2 separate regions of the Homo sapiens genome follow, and region 1 is linked to region 2. A link is a contact called in ENCODE POLR2A ChIA-PET data. All regions are on one chromosome and are shown on one strand. Each heading gives the region's core, a stretch centred on a gene start or an enhancer-like site at or near the end of the contact. The rest is flanking DNA. Distances are from core to core; before and after follow the strand shown.

The links. ChIA-PET counts read pairs that join two places held with the same protein, here RNA polymerase II (POLR2A).
Region 1: POLR2A ChIA-PET joins it to region 2 with 10 read pairs in activated CD8-positive, alpha-beta memory T cell. The contact joins the enhancer-like site here to the promoter of GP6 in region 2. POLR2A ChIA-PET finds 5 or more read pairs at or near these places in 4 of 52 experiments (K562, Panc1, activated CD8-positive, alpha-beta memory T cell and 1 more).

The regions. Positions count from the first base shown.
Region 1 is chr19:55,139,859-55,143,650 of GRCh38, reverse strand. TNNT1 (troponin T1, slow skeletal type) reads left to right here. Exons shown (of 14, transcript NM_003283.6): 7 at 1,731-1,794; 8 at 2,349-2,465; 9 at 2,691-2,768. Among named protein-coding and RNA genes, the nearest start is that of TNNT1, 7.5 kb to the left of the region's middle. RefSeq lists a silencer at 1,877-2,102 and enhancers at 1,686-2,190, 2,320-2,379. Within about 2 kb of position 2,255, at least 2 of the 41 ENCODE cell types and tissues checked have a DNase peak (open chromatin) inside an H3K27ac peak, as active enhancers do.
Region 2 is chr19:55,036,325-55,040,287 of GRCh38, reverse strand. GP6 (glycoprotein VI platelet) reads left to right here and starts at 2,024. Exons shown (of 8, transcript NM_016363.5): 1 at 2,024-2,085. The coding sequence starts at 2,052. The region is part of intron 2 of GP6-AS1 (GP6 antisense RNA 1); the gene reads right to left. It also overlaps a transcript of RDH13 not described here.

The DNA of each region.
Region 1 (3,792 bases), core at 1,006-3,505, 100 kb before region 2:
CGGTATTCATTCCTGTACAATATGGTAAGCCATATTTTATTCCCACACATGACGCCCTGATGGAGCTTATCGACTTTTCCAAGATGGAGATGACGGCCCTGCTGTACACTTGGCCCCCTGGCCCAGAGACCCTTGGGGATTGTCCTCACCTCTTCCCTCCCCTTGCCCAGCATCCCCTAAGTCCTGTCTGCTTCATCTTGGAATCGCTCTTCACTGTCTCAGAAACCCAGAAAAGAGAATTCCAAGGAAGTGGCAGGAAATCAGAGCAGGCTGAGGGCTGAGCCTCAGAGCGGCACCACCCAATAGAAATAGATGGCAAGCCACACACGTCACTTACAATTTCTTACTAAAGGCTGGGCGCAGTGGCTCACGCCTATAGTCCCAGCACTCTGGGAGGCTGAGGCGGGAGGATCACTTGAGCTCAGAAGTTCAAGACCACCCTGGACAACATAGTGAAACGCCATCTCTTTTTTTTTTTTTTTGAGATAGAGTCTCCCTCTGTCACCCAGGCTGGAGTGCGATGGCACGATCTCGGCTCACTGCAATCTCTGCCTCCGGGGTTCAAGCGATTCTCCTGCCTCAGCCTCCTGAGTAGCAGGGATTACAGGCACGTACCACCATGCCCAGCTAATTTTTTTTTTTAATTTCTAGTAGAGATGGGGTTTCACCATGATGCCCAAGCTGGTTTTGAACTCCTGACCTCAAGTGATTCGCCCACCTTGGCCTCCCAAAGTGCTAGGATTACAGGCGTGAGCCACCGCGCCCAGGCTGTGAAACGCCATCTCTACAAAAAATTTAAAAATGGCTGGGCGCAGGGGCTCCTGCCTGTAATCCCAGCACTTTGGGAGGCTGAGGCAGGCAGATCGCCTGAGGTCGGGAGTTCAAGACCAGCTTGGCCGGCATGGTGAAACCCCGTCTCTACTAAAAATACAAAAATTACCCAGGCGTGGTGGCAGGCGCCTGTAATCCCAACTACTCGGGAAGCTGAGGCAGGAGAATCGCTTGAATCTGGGAGGTGGAGGTTGTTGTGGTGAGCAGAGATGGCGCCACTGCATTCCAGCCTGGGTGACAGAGTGAGGCTCTGTCTCAAAAAAAAAAAAAAAATTCTTACTAGGCATATTTTTTAAAGTACAACAATATAGGAAAAATTAATTTTCATAGCACAGTTTTTTTAATCTGTTATATAATGTTTTATCATTTCAACATGTAATCAGTATAAAACATGATTAGTGCCGGGCGCGGTGGCTCACACCTGTGATCCCAGCACTTTGGGAGGCCGAGGCGGGCGGATCACGAGGTCAGGAGATCGAGACCATCCTGGCTAACACAGTGAAGCCCCGTCTCTACTAAAAATACAGAAAAATTAGCCAGGCTTGGTGGTGGGCGCCTGTAGTCCCAGCTACTCGGGAGGCTGAGGCAGGAGAATGGCGTGAACCCAGGAGGCGGAGCTTGCAGTGAGCCGAGGTGGCGCCACCGCACTCCAGCCTGGGTGACAGAGCAAGACTCCGTCAAAAAAACAAAACAAAACCAACAACAACCAAAAAAACATGAGTAGTGAGGTATTTTACCTTCTTTTGTGTGTTTCACTGACAGCCCGCCTCAGCTGGGACCCTCCACGTTCAGGAGCCTCCCGGGGCTGGCGGCTACCTCACTGGACGGCACATCCCGGAGGTGGGAGGTGGCTCAGGGAGGTCGGGCCACTCATGGTCTCTGTGTTTCTGTCCACTCAGCCGCCCCGTGGTGCCTCCTTTGATCCCGCCAAAGATCCCAGAAGGGGAGCGCGTTGACTTCGATGTAAGTGACAAGAGACCCCTCCGCAGGCGCAGTTGCTAGTCTTTAAGGGGCCTTTGTGTCAATCATGAAAAGGCGCCGGCCGGGCGCGGGGCCTCATGCCTGTAATCCCAGCACTTTGGGAGGCTGAGGTGACCCACCTGAGGTCAGGAGTTCGAGACCAGCCTGGTTAATATGGTGAAACCCCGTCTCTACTAAAAATACAAAAATTAGCCGGGCGTGGTGGCAGGTGTCTGTAATCCCAGCTACTCGGGAGGCTGAGGCAGGAAAATCGCTTGAACCTGGGAGGCGGAGGTGGCGGTGAGCCGAGATCGCGCCATTTCACTCCAGCCTGGGAGGAAAAAAAAAAAAAAAGGCGCCGGTCCCCACTCCCCACTCCCGTCTTTGGGAAGCCTGTCCTTGGAAGAGCTGATTAGTGTCAAACACGAGGCATTGCTGCCACCTGCTGGATACCGTCCTGGGAAACGGTTCAGTTCACCATCCTGCATGGGGGAGGTGCTGGGAGGCTGCTGCCCCCTCCAGGGTCTCCTAGGACGGGCTGCCCGTGTGTCCTGCAGGACATCCACCGCAAGCGCATGGAGAAAGACCTGCTGGAGCTGCAGACACTCATCGATGTACATTTCGAGCAGCGGAAGAAGGAGGAAGAGGAGCTGGTTGCCTTGAAGGAGCGCATTGTGAGCCGAGAGTCCGGGTTCCCCCCGGTCTTCCTCCCTCCATGTGGATCCCTTGCATCTTGGGAGATGCAGATAATAGTTTTCCTCCTAGTACAGAGCTGAGCCTTAGGCTTTCGCGAATTCACCCAAGTCGGTGGCCACACTCCAATCTGTTTATTAGCCTACTCTGGGGAAGGAAGACTGGGGGTACGTCCCTGCACCCCCTTATGCTTCTCCGTTTCCCAGGAGCGGCGCCGGTCAGAGAGAGCCGAGCAACAGCGCTTCAGAACTGAGAAGGAACGCGAACGTCAGGCTAAGCTGGCGGTGGGTGCCTCCCCTGCCCTGAGAGCCCAAATGTTACTTCTTCAGCCGGATGCCCATTTTGTTATTATTATTATTATTATTATTATTACTATTATTATTATTCTTTGAAACGGAGTCTAGCTCTGTCGCCCAGGCTGGAGTGCAGTGGCACGATCTCAGCTCACTGTAACCTCTGCCTTCCAGGTTCAAGCGAATCTTCTGCCTCAGCCTCCCCAGTAGCTGGGACTACAGGTGCGCACCACCACGCCCGGCTAAATTTTGTATTTTTAGTAGAGATGGGGTGTCACCATGTTGGCCAGGATGGTCTTGATCTTCTGACCACATGATCCGCCCACCTCAGCCTTCCAAAGTGCTGGGATTACAGGTGTGAGCCACCGCATCCGGCCTATTATTATTTTTTATTCGTTTATTTGGAAATAGGGTCTTGCTCTGTCACCCAGGCTGAAGTGCAGTGGTGTGATCCTAGCTCACTATAACTAGGACCTCCTGGGCTCAAATGATTTTCCCACCTCAGCCTCCAGAGTCGCTGGAACTATATAGGCTGCGCCACTCTGCCCCACTAGTTTTTTTTATTTTTTTATTTTTTGTAGAGACAGCATTTTGCCATGTTGTCCAGGCTGGTCTTCAACTCCTAAGCTCAAGCAATCCACCTGCTTTCACCTCCCAAAGTGCTGGGATGACAGGCATGAGCCATCGTGCCCGGCCTGGATTCTCCATTTTCTTCTTTTCCCTTTTTTTTTAATTTTAATTTTTTTTTTTTCTGAGACAGTCTCGCTCTGTCACCCAGGCTGGAGTGCAGTGACGCGATCTCAGCTCACTGCAACCTCCGCCTCCTGGTTCAAGCAATTCCCCTGCCTCAGCCTCCTGAGTAGCTGGGATTACAGGCACCTGCCACCAGGCTCGGCTAATTTTTGTATTTTTAGTAGAAATGGGGTTTCTCCATGTTGGTTCAGGCTGGTCTTGAACTCCTGACCTCAGGTGATTCACCCCCTTGGCCTCCCAAAGTGCTAGGATTACAGGCATG
Region 2 (3,963 bases), core at 775-3,274:
ACTCAGGAGGCTGAGGCAGGAGAATCGCTTGAACCTGGGAGGCGGAGGTTGCGGTGAGCCAAGATCGCGCCACTGCACTCCAGCCTCGGCGACAGAGTGAGACTCCGTCTCAAAAAACCAAAAAACAAAAAACAGTCAATGGCATTAAATATAAATACATTTACAGTGTTGTGTAACCATCACCACTATGGATCCCCCAGACTTTGTCATCATCTTCAACCTAAGCGCTCCCTATTAAATAGTAACTCCCCACTTTTCCCAGGCCTTGGCAACCACCATTCTAATCCCTGTCTCTATGAATTTGACTCCTCTCGATACCTCAGATAAGCGGCACAATGCAGTATTTATCTGTCAAGTCCGGAATATTTCCTTTAGCATAATGTCTTCAAGGTCCATCACGTTGTAGCATGTATCTGAATTTATTCTTTTATAATATTTTTTATTTTTTGGAGACAGAATCTCGCTCTGTCACCCAGGCTGGAGTGCAATGGCGCGATCTCGGCTCACCGCAACTTCCGCGTCCCGGGTTCAAGCCATTCTCCTGTCTCAGCCTCCGGAGTAGCTGGGACTACAGGTGCCTGCCGCCATGCCCGGCTATTTTTTTTTTGTATTTTTTGGGGGTTTTACTGTGTTGCCCAGGCTGGTCTTGAACTGCTGAGCTCAGGCAATCTGCCTGCCTCAGCCTCCTAAAGTACTAGGATTACAGGCATGGGCCACCACGCCCGGCCTTATTTTTATTTTTGAGACAGTCTCACTCTGCCGCCCAGGCTGGAGTGCAGTGGTGCGATCTCGGCTTACCGCAATCTCTGCCTCCCAGGTTCAAGCGATTCTCATGCCTCCGTCTCCCAAGTAGCTGGGATTACAGGCACCTGCCACCATGCCCGGCTAATTTAACGCCCAGCTAATTTTTGTATTTTTAGTAGAGATGGGGTTTCACCATGTTAACCAGGCTGGTCTCGGACTCCTGACCTCAGGTGATCCGCCCGCCTCGGCCTCCCAAAGTGCTGGGATTACAGGCGTGAGCCACTGTGCCTGGCTGATTTTTATTCTTTTAGTTAAGGCTGGTTGATATTACCTTGTGTGTATATACCACATGTTGTTTATCCATTGTTGTTGATGGACATGTGGGTGGTTTCACCTTTTGGCTATTGTGAATAAAGCTGCTATGAACACTGTGTACAAATATGTTAGAGACCCTGTTTTCAGTTCTTTTAGGTGTGTACCCCGAAGTGGAATTGCTGGATTTTATGGCAATCCCACGTTTAACTTCTGGAGGAGCTGCTGGAACTGTTTTCCACAGCAGGGGCGCCATGTTACGTCCCTGCCAGCAATGCACGCGCAGTTCAATTTCTCTGCATACTCACCAATATCTGCTGTTTTCCATTAAAAAAAATTATAGCCGGTCGGGTGCAGTGGCTCATGCCTGTAATCCCAGCACTTTGGGAGACCGAGGCAGGTGGATCAACTGAGGTCAGGAGTTCAAGACCAGCCTGGCCAACACAGTGAAACCCCATCTCTACTAAAAATACAAAAATTAGCCTGGTGTGGTACATACCTATAATCCCAGCCACTTGGGAGGCTGAGGCAGGAGAATCGCTTGAACCTGGGAGGTGGAGGTTGTAGTGGGCCGAGATGGCGCCACTGCACTCCAACCTGGGCAAAAAGAACGAGACTTTGTCTCAAAAGAAAAAAAAAAAATACAGCCATTCCAGAAGGTGTGAAGTCATATCTCACTGTGGTTTTGATGCGTATTTTCCTAGTGACATCAGGGAGTTTATGGGAGCACGGGAACACAGACCAGGCCCCAGCAGGCGGACAAACGGTGCAACGCCAGGCTGGCCAGAGGAGATAAGCGCGGCTCCTTGGAGCTTGTGTGCAAGTCACTGTACTGAGGAGCCGGCTACGGCTCGATGAGTCTCAATTAGGAAAGGCCGGGGCTGGTGGAGGAAGGGAGGAGAGCATTCTTCATCCTCATCACATCCTGAGCCTGTGCCCCAGGCTCCCACCACTTCCCTCCCTGGCCACAGAGCTCAGGACAGGGCTGAGGAACCATGTCTCCATCCCCGACCGCCCTCTTCTGTCTTGGTGAGTCCTGAGGGTCAGATCTGGGAAATGCTGAAGGACAGGCATGGACTGCCAGACAAAGGATTTTTAAGAAATTTGCATTGGTGATGAATTTCAGGACAAAAAGGAACCTGTAAGAGCCCCTTCATTTGTTGGGTGGGGAAACGGGGGGCCAGCGAGCTGGCATTTTGCATGAGTTATTCCAGTGTATTCATGGCTGGGTCAGGAAATGAACAGAGTATCCTAGCATTGGTCACAACTTTGTTCTACTACACTGCAGTTGCCCCTTTTTTAAAAAATGTGGGCCAGGCACAGTGGCTCACGCCTGTAATCTCAACCTTGGGAGGCCGAGGTGGGTGGATCACCTGAGGTCAGGAGTTCAAGACCAGCCTGGTCAACATGGTGAAACCCCATCTCTACAAAAATTAGCCGGGCGTGATGGCGGGTGCTTGTAATCCCAGCTACGTGGGAGGCTGAGGTGGGAGAATTGCTTGAAACTGGGAGGCAGAAGTTGCAGTGAGCTGAGGTCAGGCATTGCACTCCAGCCTGGGCAACAGAGAGAGCCTCCATCTCAAAAAAAAAAAAAAAAAAAAAAAAAAAGGCTGAGTGCCATGGCTTACACACTTTGGGAGGCCGAGGCGGGTGGGCCATCTGAGGTCGGGAGTTTGAGACCAGCCTGACCAACATGGAGAAACCCCATCTCTACTAAAAATACAAAATTAGCCGGGTGTGGTGGCACATGCCTGTAATCCCAGCTACTCTGGAGGCTAAGGCAGGAGAATCGCTTGAACCTGGGAGGTGGAGGTTGCGGTGAGCCAAGATCACACCATTGCACTCTGGCCTGGGCAACAAGAGCGAAACTCCGTCTCAAAAAAAAAAAAAAAAAAATTGTGGAATTGATATCTGGACTAGGTATGGATTTAATTTGTCAGTATCCCCTACAGTAGTGGAGTAAATAGTCTCCTGATGGATGGGTGGCAGGTCGAATGCATTTCTGCTGCCTGATCTTCACTTGTGCTGGGCATGTCGAATGCATTATTTCCTGATTTCTTCAGAATTTGACCACTAAAGGGACAGCATCTCCAAAAGGCTAAGCAGGAAGAAGATGGTTGCATTACTGGAGATGAGAGGGTTAACTGTGAATATAAACAACCTCTCATTCATTATCCATCCATGGATGTATTCTTTTTTTCTTTTTGTTTGTTTTTTGAGATGGAGTCTCGCTCAGTCGGTCGCTCAGGCTGGAATGCAATGGCATGATCTCAGCTCACTGCAAACTCTGCCTCCCGGGTCCAAGTGATTCTCCTGCCTCAGCCTCCCGAATAGTTGGGATTACAGGCATCTGCCACCAGGTCTGGCTAATTATTGTATTTTTAGTAGGGGCGGGGTTTCACCATGTTGGCCAGGCTGGTCTCAAGCTCCTTACTTCAGGTTCCACCCGCCTCGGCCTCCCAAAGTGCTGGGATTACAGGCGTGAGCCACCGCACCCAGCCTGTTTTAACTTTTATTTATTTAATTTTATTTGAGATAGGGCCTCACTTCTGTCACCCAGGCAGGAGGGCAGTGGCATGATCATGGCTCACTGCAGCCTCAACCTCCCAGGCTCAACCAGTGCCTCCCCATCAGCCTCCTGAGTATCTGGAACTACAGTTGTACACCATCATGCCTGGCTTGTTTTTGTAATTTTTTTAGTTACGGGGGTCCGCTATGTTGCCCAGGCTGGTCTTGAACTCCTGGGCTCAAGCGATCCACCCACCTCGGCCTCCCAAAGTGTTGGGGTTACAGGTGTGGCCTGTACAGGTTACTGCATCTGGCTTGTTGCTTCAGTAGCTTTTGGGATACAAGTGGTTCTTGGTTACATGGATGAATTATATTCTGGTGAATTCTGAGATTTTAGTG